Linked DNA regions of Homo sapiens: region 2 is linked to region 1. Evidence: chromatin contacts called from ENCODE Hi-C or POLR2A ChIA-PET data. All regions are on one chromosome and are shown on one strand. The core of a region is the stretch at or near the end of the contact, and the rest is flanking DNA. Distances in the headings are between cores, read along the strand shown.

Region 1 (4,738 bases), core at 1,107-3,606:
CTTTATGCTCATTTCCTCTCAGCCTGGTTGGCACTACTGGAGTCCTTCATTTTAAACTTCCTCGTCCTGCCTTTCACTCAGGATGGAAAAAAGATCTCAACAGCTGTCTTTGCATTGTCTCAGTAAAGGTTTTGCAGATTTTAAGAGAAGTGAAGAATTTAGCAAATTGTCAGGTTTTCAGTTCCACTCATGTCATTAGGCACATGAAGAACTGAACAGGCTTTGAAATGAAAAGAGAACAGATTTTATTTTGGTAACCAGTAAGCCTTCCACAAGCCTTGAATGAACTCCACGGGGAGAACCTGTCTCATGTGACTGCTTCCCAAGCTGCCCTGATGTGACCACACTGAGGCAGCAGCATGGGGACCCAGAATGGTGGCAAGCAGAAGAAAAGAACGAACAGAAACTGAACAGTATTAACACTCCAAAGGAATCTCAGTGCTGAGCCCTTTGGCTCATCCATGCTCTGCTGGGATCAGGTCTGTAGCTAAGGCTGAGGTGGAGCAAAACCAAGATGGTGGAGATGTTGGCAAAATGGAATAAAACCAAGATGGTGGAGATGCTGATAAATGGAGCAAAATCAAGATGGTGGAGATGTTGATCTTCTAGCCATTCTCCACATTTATCCTACTTTAGTAGCTTTATTTTTCTCATATGCTCATGGATTTTTAAAATATACCTGCATTATCAAGATTTTTTTTCCAGAAAGAATCTGATAGATTAATTATCTCCACACTTTAGCCTTTAGCAGAAGTTAGGGATTGATAAACTGGCAGGGCAGGTGAGGATGGCTTGCCTCCAAAATGCTACCAGTCATAGGGGGCTCCCTTTCTTCTTGTAAGGAGAGTAACAATGGCTCTTTCTATTCCACCATTCTTGGAGAACAGTAATTTGTTGAAGAAAATGAAATGGAGTTTGTAGGTGAATGTGCATTTCAAGTTATAAATTAAAAAATAAAACTCTAGTACCACATAAGAGTTTTCTATGTATGTCTGTTTAAAGTCAAGAATAGCGGTGATATAATAACAATAATCCAAATTGATCAGCAGTTATAATTTTTCTCTTCTTTTGCTCTCCTCTACTGGGTGTCCCTGAACTCTGCTTCTTTGAACAATGTTGTTCACTCATCTGGATTAGCATAAAGACTCATTTTGGAAATTATATTCCACTATTGCTATTTGTTTTTACAGTTTTCAATTCAGCTCCTACTTAAGTTATTCAACATCACTACCATAGTTGATCTGTAATACCGAGAGCATGCACTCTCCATCAGTTAAAAAACAATGTCCTTGAAACATATATTAATCCATAGGTAGTAGAACATTAAAACATTTCTAATCCATTTCACTGAAGTTGCTGTGAACTGCAGCTCAACAAACAAGGAGGTTAGAACATCATAACTGATGGAGAAAACTCAACCCTGCCATTCCAGGTTGGTTGCAAGAATGCTGGGACGGGAAGCTCAGGGAAAGGAATCCAGAAGTTCAGCATGCAGCCTTGGTGTGGGTCAGGCACAGCCAACTGCTGAAGGTGTGTTTTGTGTCCAAGCTGGCAGGTTTACTAGGGTACGCCTCTTGAAGATGGTGGGTAGCCTGATTAGAGCCTAGAGTCAAGAATGTCAATGGGTTGGCCCTTCTGATGAGTTATAGTATCATGTCCCAGGAGAGCTAGATTTTCACGAACTCATTTCCTCAAATTCAAGGTTTTAGATAGTTTCTCTCCATGGCTATGAGGAAATGAAAATAATTAACTATGAAACAGTGACTTTGTCAGTCTTAGTGTTACTGCCATAAAACTTTCTGGCCATATGGGAGGAATTTGTTTCTCTGGTCTGATGTGGCCTGGTGTCAGCTGGAGGGGATCCATCTCAGCACTGATGTCACTCCTGGCCAGTTGTGTACTGTGTGCTTGGGTATCGAGTCATGGTCTGAAGTTCATCTTCATTGATCATCTCATAGTGAAGTTAATTATTTCTGAGACTCTGAAGTCATGGTCTGTTGTGAGTTCAATCAGGATGAAACTAGAATCATTAAAGAATGAGAGGGTTACTTTCTTCCTGCTGACTGGAGAGTGATTTTCAAACACTCCTTAGCAGTAGACTCTTTTGGTCAAACACACCTTTCTGCAGAATTCCAATATAGGAAATAGGTAAAAGTAGATGTTCTCTGGTACCCCTGGTGTCCAACCACAGACTTTACCCCCAGACACAGCATGAAGCCTGCTCAGGAAGAGATACCACTGACCAAAGTGGAAAATTCCTCTGCAAATTTGTACGGGAACAGAACTTGCTTGCACTGTGGTAGCACATGGAAAGAACCTGGCGACACTGAGGAATGTCATAGGAAGCAATTCTATGAAGCTTATTTCTGTGTTTACTGCAGGGATGTTGTCAAGGATGTGGTTGATGACATTCCACAGTGTTTCCTTTATGATGATCTGCTGAAGAAATTTTCCTCTCCCCTCAGGATGATGATTAACCACATTTCTCCTGAGCAGCTGGGCAGTTGACATCTTGTAGGTATTGTAAATTGTGGCCTGTCCCTATGTGTACCTATAGGGTAGGGTTCTCAAACCTTACTGCACACTGGAGTCATCTAGGGAGGTATTTAAATGCCAATTTCCAGGCTTACTCCAGACTAATTGCATCAGAATCTCAAGAGGGGGATCGACATCTTTAAAAAGTTTTCTGGGTGACCCAAAGAGTAGCCAGTTTTGAAAAAAACAAAAAAAAGGTTTATTTAATCAGGGAGCCTCTGAAGACACCTGGTTTCTGTTGAATATATCTTTTTTTTTTTAAATGAGAGGATATCCATGCATATGTATATATACATACTAGCTTATGATTATTAAATAAATGGTTAAAATAGTCATCTTCTTTTAGAGTAAAATTCAATTATTCTTATAGCTTCCTCCTGTAGTAAGGTGCTACTTAGGATTTTCCAAGAAGCAGACACCAAGTTGGAATTAGATGTGCAAGAAATTTACCAACAAGATGCCTGGGAGGGAAAATAGAGAGGAAGCTAGGAAGGGCTGTGACAGCTGATAGTGCCAGCTGTTGGTCTGAACTTTGGGAGGGAGAGAGTGAAGGAATAAGGGGTGGATGAGGAGTCCTAACTTGAGTGCAGTTGTAGGTAAGCCTGGCAAGGCTGATGGGGAGCCTTGAGTCAAAGTGATCAGTCAGAGAAGCTTGAGGCTCCCAGGGACGGGCCAGACTTAGGATCCTGCCGTTGTCTTAGCTATTGATGGGGAGCAACCGAGTAGGGTGATGTGGGGGCGTGAGGAGCTGGCCTTGTGCTAAGGCAATGGCGGGTTTCAGAGCGTAGCACTCGGGGCCAGCAATCCATGTGCTTGCTGTAGTTGCAGATCTGAGAAGCATGTTTTTCTGGCAGTCACAGTATATCACCTGAATTCCTTGCCCCCCCGATTCTTCCCATCATTTGTGTTTAGAAATAGCAAAGGATTGTGAGGAGTGAGGATGTGTGACACGAGGATGAAAGAAAGCAGCAGGGTCAGGAGAGTGGCAAATGGGGCTTTGTGAAGGTTGCTGCAGGGCATTAGATGGAGAATTAGTCCTGGTTCAGCAACAGATCAAAGAGAAAGAGGCAGGGTGGGGGCAGGAACAACTGGGAGAGGAGTGAGTAAAAAATTTGGAGCAGGAGTGAATAGACTGCTGGTTAGACCTTAGCAGAGAAAGATTAAAGTGTGGGTGTTACTTGCTCATAAGAAATAGACGCATATTTTCACCTAAGGGTGGCTACCTCGCCCCATCCAGCAAGGCACATTTCAGCTTTAATATGAAGAAACACACGTGATTTCTTTAGCATAGTGGTTTTCTTTCCTGGTCTTATGTTAGAATCATTTGGAGATCTGAAATATACAAATATCTGAAACTTTAACAGAATAATTAAATGAGAATTTTTGAGGGCAAGTGCAGATATCAGCATTTTTTAAAAGCACCTCTGGTGGTGCCAATGTGCAGCCCAAGTTTAGCTGCTTTACCAAATGGGTCTAAAAACTATTAACAGAGCCTGTGAAGGACCCATGAATAAAATATGCATTTATTCACATAAATCTCTGAGAATAATTCGAGGGTACATGCATTGCATAAGATGCTTCAAAGTGCTAAGATTTGTAAACATTTAAATCATCCATGAAAATTGTGTTTTCAGCCTGACTCTCCCTGTTTGCATCAAAGACCATGATAAAAACGTTATCTGCTCTGTCACATCAAAATTATGGATAGAACCGCTTCCCATTCCCTCTCACACACTTCTTTTGGAGGCAGAGTGAAAACGGGTTTCCATTCTTAACAGGTCAAAACAGATCTGAAGCAAGAATGTATAGGCCCACTGCACACACAGCAGAAGGCAACTCCTGCCTGAGGGTTCACTGTAACAATCATTCATTAAATACTTACCCTGTGCTTGGGGGACACTGAAGCAGATATGTCATAGGACAGGATGACTACTGGTACTCCTAGGACACCCAGACCCAGCCCTGCTTGAGAATGGGGAGGTCTGAAGATACAGATCCTAAAAAGGTGGGGCCTTCATAGTGGAAAGAGGAACGCCATTTGGATAGACATGAACCACCCAGGAGGCAGTCGTACATTGACTGAAGGACTAGTGGCAACGGTGGGGTAATTTCGTTTTCAGTATAAATCAGCAGTCATTAATTAATGAAGAACTTCTTATGTGATAGACACTGCAGGATGCTATGGAAATTTGTCTCACCTACT
Region 2 (4,738 bases), core at 839-3,338, 49 kb after region 1:
TACATTACCTGTGAAACAGCAGCAGGTAGACTGACAGTGGAGTATCTAATACAGCCTATGGAAGCCAGAAGATAGTGGGATGACATTTTTGGAGTACTAGTAGAAATGTCATATGAAGAACTCTGTAGGAATGTAACATACGGTCCCATATATGAAGCTCCTGGGTCAAGTATACCTGAACATAATTCAGGGATTTGAGGGACTTTCTTGTAACCTGAGGATCAAGATGTCAAGGAATTAAAAACATGTATAAAACATTGTTGTATAAAAACCCATTAAAAAGAATGGAAGACACTATAGTAAAATCATTGTGGGTTTAGTTGTTATAACACATTTTAAAAATCTTTGATCCCAATCAATATTTATAAGAAAGAAGAAATATGGAATTATTTCCTGAGTCAAGGAGCAGGGAGAGAATGAGGAAGAAGAGGAGGAGGAGGAGGGGGAGGAGGAGACAATAAACCTACTTCCCAAAGTTAACAAACAAAAAGTGGGAAGAGGTCAAAGACTACAAGGAGTAGAATTAACGTCAATTGTTTCTATGTTTGAGTCTGAAAATTTTTTGTCCCTTCTCCACCAACCTATATATTGATACACATATAAATGCTAAAGGCATTTTTGAATTTGAACAGATCATTTTCTTTGTATGGCTGCCTTTAAAAAAAATTCAACCTGGTCACTCTTCCTCAACATTTACTGAGGTCTAAGTGTTCAATTTAGAACACATGCTTTAATAACTCAGAGACCTGTCATTTGTCACAAATCTTGCCTAGAGAAATACTCATTAGCGAATTAGGCAGAAAGAGGATGCAAAATAAAAAGGCACAGTAGTCCCCTGATATCCATGGAAGACTGGTTCCAGGACACCACCAAACCCCTCCCCGCAAATACCAAAATCCATGGATGTTCAAGTTTCTTAACATATCATGGCATAGTATTTGCATTTAACCTACACACATCCTCTTGTACACTTGAAATTATCTTTAGATTATTTATAATACTTAATAGAATGTAAATGCTATGTAACTAGTTGTGTATCATTTAGGAAATGATCACAAGAAAAAAAGTCTACAGATGTTAGTCCAGACACAGCCATCCTTTTTTTTTTTTTCAAATATTTTTGATCTGTGGTTCATTGCATCCACAGATGTGGAACCCATGGATACTGTGGGCTAACTGTATTAATAAAAAAGTGGAAACATCCTAAGTTTCATGGGTGTTTAAATTGGTCAGCAACTTCCTTCTGAAGAAGTATCAGAATTTGTGAGCAATGTTAATATTTTTGTTTTCTCACTAAGAGCCACAGTTCTGAATAGAGGTTTTTAAAAAGCCCTAGCAAGGTTTCTTTAGCAATGAAACTAACATTTAACTGTATCATCAGCTTCGTGTTACATCTCTTTCCTGACTGTTGGGTGAGCCCTCCTCGGATGCTTGCTTCTGGCTACACGCCCCTTTACCCTTTTCTCTGCACTGTTTTCATCTTTATAAAGTCAGAGTTGGTGTCTATAGGCTCTCTACTGCCACATTCAAGACCTGCCTCGCTCAATGTCACCTTCAAGATGCAGAAATAGGGATTTGGGAAGGGGATTGTGAAATTTTCGAAGTCTTCCAAAATACTTTGAGAAACTATATTTGGAAGCACTTTGGGGGGAGAGGTTGGACAGGAAGGGTCTTCAGAGATCATCAAATTTAACTTTCTAAATCCTAAGGAGGAAACCGAGACTCCAGGATGTGAAGTCCCTTCTCTACCAAACTAGAATGGATGCAGGAGGAATGTCTGAGGTGCAATCCTTATCCTTTAGCAAAGGTGTCCTCTGCGTCTTCTTTAACCCATCTCTTGGACCTCCAGAAAGACAGCTGAGGATGGCAAGGGGAGTCTGGAACCACTGGAGTAGCCCCCAGCCTCCTCCTTGGAGGGCCCCCATGAAGGAGGCCCTTCAGTGACAGAGATTGAGAGAGAGGGAGGGCGAAAGGAAGGAAGGGGAGCCAGAGGTGGGAGTGGAAGAGGCAGCCTCGCCTGGGGCTGATTGGCTCCCGAGGCCAGGGCTCTCCAAGCGGTTTATAAGAGTTGGGGCTGCCGGGCGCCCTGCCCGCTCGCCCGCGCGCCCCAGGACCCAAAGCCGGGCTCCAAGTCGGCGCCCCACGTCGAGGCTCCGCCGCAGCCTCCGGAGTTGGCCGCAGACAAGAAGGGGAGGGAGCGGGAGAGGGAGGAGAGCTCCGAAGCGAGAGGGCCGAGCGCCATGCGCCGCGCCAGCAGAGACTACACCAAGTACCTGCGTGGCTCGGAGGAGATGGGCGGCGGCCCCGGAGCCCCGCACGAGGGCCCCCTGCACGCCCCGCCGCCGCCTGCGCCGCACCAGCCCCCTGCCGCCTCCCGCTCCATGTTCGTGGCCCTCCTGGGGCTGGGGCTGGGCCAGGTTGTCTGCAGCGTCGCCCTGTTCTTCTATTTCAGAGCGCAGGTGAGTGGCCACCTTCCCAGGGGATCGCGGCTGAGAGCGCCCATCTCCTTCCCCCGCACTTGGAAACTGAGTCTGGCGGCAGGGCTGGGCCACCCAGAGCTTGCATATTCCGGAAGGGAAAGTGACTCCAGAAGGGAGAGAGGAAGTGTTGAGTTTGGGGACAACCTGGCGCAGGGCTGTCGGGCGCACCCTGCTCTCTCTCCGCCCACGCACCCCAGCTTCTCGGTGCTCTGGGGGCGGACTCCCCTGGCCGGACGATGGGTTTGAATCTCACCCCGTCCCTTCGCTGGGAAACAACACTGGCCTCTCACCTTTTCTGGTAGTGATTGCATACTTTTTCTCCCTGTCATTTCTCACTTGAAGTTAAGAATCAACTTCTGTTCACGTAGGAAAAAAGATGAGCGCCTTCACTTGGGCATCTACCTTTCCCTTCCCGCCCACCACCCGGCGGGTTTCGGTTCCTGCGCCTGGCTGCTCTGCAGGTGTGCTGGGGCCACGGTGCTGGAGGGCTGCGCGGAGCGGGAGGTCGCGGTGCTCGTGCCCAGGTCGCCCAATGGGTGGGCAGAATGACACGGCGCGACCAGAGAGGCGCGGGCTCGGGATGGGGGCTCTGCGGCTGTGGCGCTGTCCTGTGGGGGTGAAGGAAGAGGGACAGCCCCACGTGCCTGCTAGGGATGTGGGCGGAGGAAGGAAGCGAGGTGAGTGTGATGGCACAGTGTTACTACAGTCTAGCAAATAACCAACCTTCGGAAAGATGAAGAGGTTTTTTGCACGACGGCTAGGAACTGCAGAGAGATAGTAGGAAGGAAGGGGTAAATTTGTAATATTATGCTTTCTGGTGGTTTATGCTCTTGTGTTTTCTTGGAAATTGCAGTGCAGTTGGTTGGATTCATTCAAATATTCTTGTCTGGTGCTGTGAACTCTTTCTCAGAGGAAGTGGGGGGCTGACTGTGCATTTTTTTTTATGGGAAAAGAAAGTTGGGTTTGGACTACATTCGTTTTCAGATTCAAAGGTGATTACTAAACCAAACGGGATGCATCAAAACATGGCATTGCTTGGATTGTATGGTTTTTTGACATGTGCCAATGTCTCGAACTCCATTACTTTTAATCATAGGCTTTTTGTTAAGTATTCATTATCCGCTAGTTTGCATTTTCTAGAACTAGTGTGATTACCTACTTAAAGTAGAAATGCAATGAGCCACACTTCAGAAAATCTGCATTAAATATAATCTACTCATTGAGAGTTTTGTTGTTTCTAAAAAGACAACTTTTGAGTGGTTTGCTTGCAACACAGATAACAAATCTATATGAAAGTGACTAAACGTCTTTCTTTCATTGGAGTGTGTTGCAATAAGAATGGCTTACCCATTTTCTCATCCAGCATTTTGTTAATAACCCCCATTTAGTGCTTGTGCATGGAGTGCCAGCGTTGTGCGTGGCACCGTCACCTGCGATGGAATGAGTTAAGAATCATTTATTCAACAGACAGTGTCCACTTACTATGGGCATGGAGCCAGATAGCAGAGTGGCCTAATAAAACCATTAAAATTCTTAGTCAAACAAAAGAGCAACAATCAGAAAAGGGATCAAAGATGCAGTAGTTCTCCACTGTTTATCTTTTCTAACACCTTCGGGATATGGCATTTTCATTGCCATAATAGTGAAGAGAGTGTCCAATGTTGAACGAGCAGTAGGAAATGAAGGAGTTCTAGGAACCATGAACAGCTTGGCTTGGCAGGAGCTGTGGAAATCGGTGGCATGGCTGTGTAGGAAAGAGTGACCTGCTGGGCTCTTGTTAGAGTTGTTCAGCTTTTCCCTAGGAATTCTCGGTGGTCCCCGTGGGTGAGGAGTCAGGGCTTTCAGTGATCTCCCATCATCCTTTAGCAGTCTTGATGCTGTATGGATGATAGTGAAACATTCAGAACCCCTTTTCAAAGTAAACGTGTGAGTTAGTAAGTCTAGCCAGAAAATATACCTTTGAAGAAGTTAATGTCATCAGACTTCTGGGTACGGTTTTCTTAAATACCATGAAAATTCGGTTCCTTTGACTTGTGCAAAATAATTTAGCTATTATTCTGAACCCAATTTTGTATTGCATTTTAAAAAGGCTATCTCCTTCAGTAAAGAAAAAATATTAGGAACAATGTGTTCATATGAATATACCACTAGATCGGGATGCATTTTACTGGATATTGTGTCTACAATTGTTACCCAAAGGAGTCCTAATCATTTTGAGATACATTCTGAAATATTTACAGATAAAACTGCTTTGGTGT

The links. Hi-C counts contacts between places; a loop is a spot of excess contacts on that map. ChIA-PET counts read pairs that join two places held with the same protein, here RNA polymerase II (POLR2A). Pooled maps may share reads with other maps.
Region 2: a map with no recorded cell type shows a loop between it and region 1 (3-fold over the local background). The contact joins the promoter of TNFSF11 here to the enhancer-like site in region 1. A Hi-C loop is called at or near these places in 6 of 37 single-sample maps with no recorded cell type and 3 of 50 pooled maps. POLR2A ChIA-PET finds 5 or more read pairs at or near these places in 3 of 52 experiments (A549, WTC11 and activated CD4-positive, alpha-beta T cell).

Annotation. Positions count from the first base shown.
Region 1 is chr13:42,522,940-42,527,677 of GRCh38, forward strand. No RefSeq gene overlaps it. Among named protein-coding and RNA genes, the nearest start is that of TNFSF11, 49 kb to the right of the region's middle. RefSeq lists an enhancer at 1,534-1,653. Within about 2 kb of position 2,357, at least 3 of the 41 ENCODE cell types and tissues checked have a DNase peak (open chromatin) inside an H3K27ac peak, as active enhancers do.
Region 2 is chr13:42,572,064-42,576,801 of GRCh38, forward strand. TNFSF11 (TNF superfamily member 11) reads left to right here and starts at 2,089. Exons shown (of 5, transcript NM_003701.4): 1 at 2,089-2,459. The coding sequence starts at 2,241. RefSeq lists a silencer at 2,027-2,396 and an enhancer at 2,487-2,686.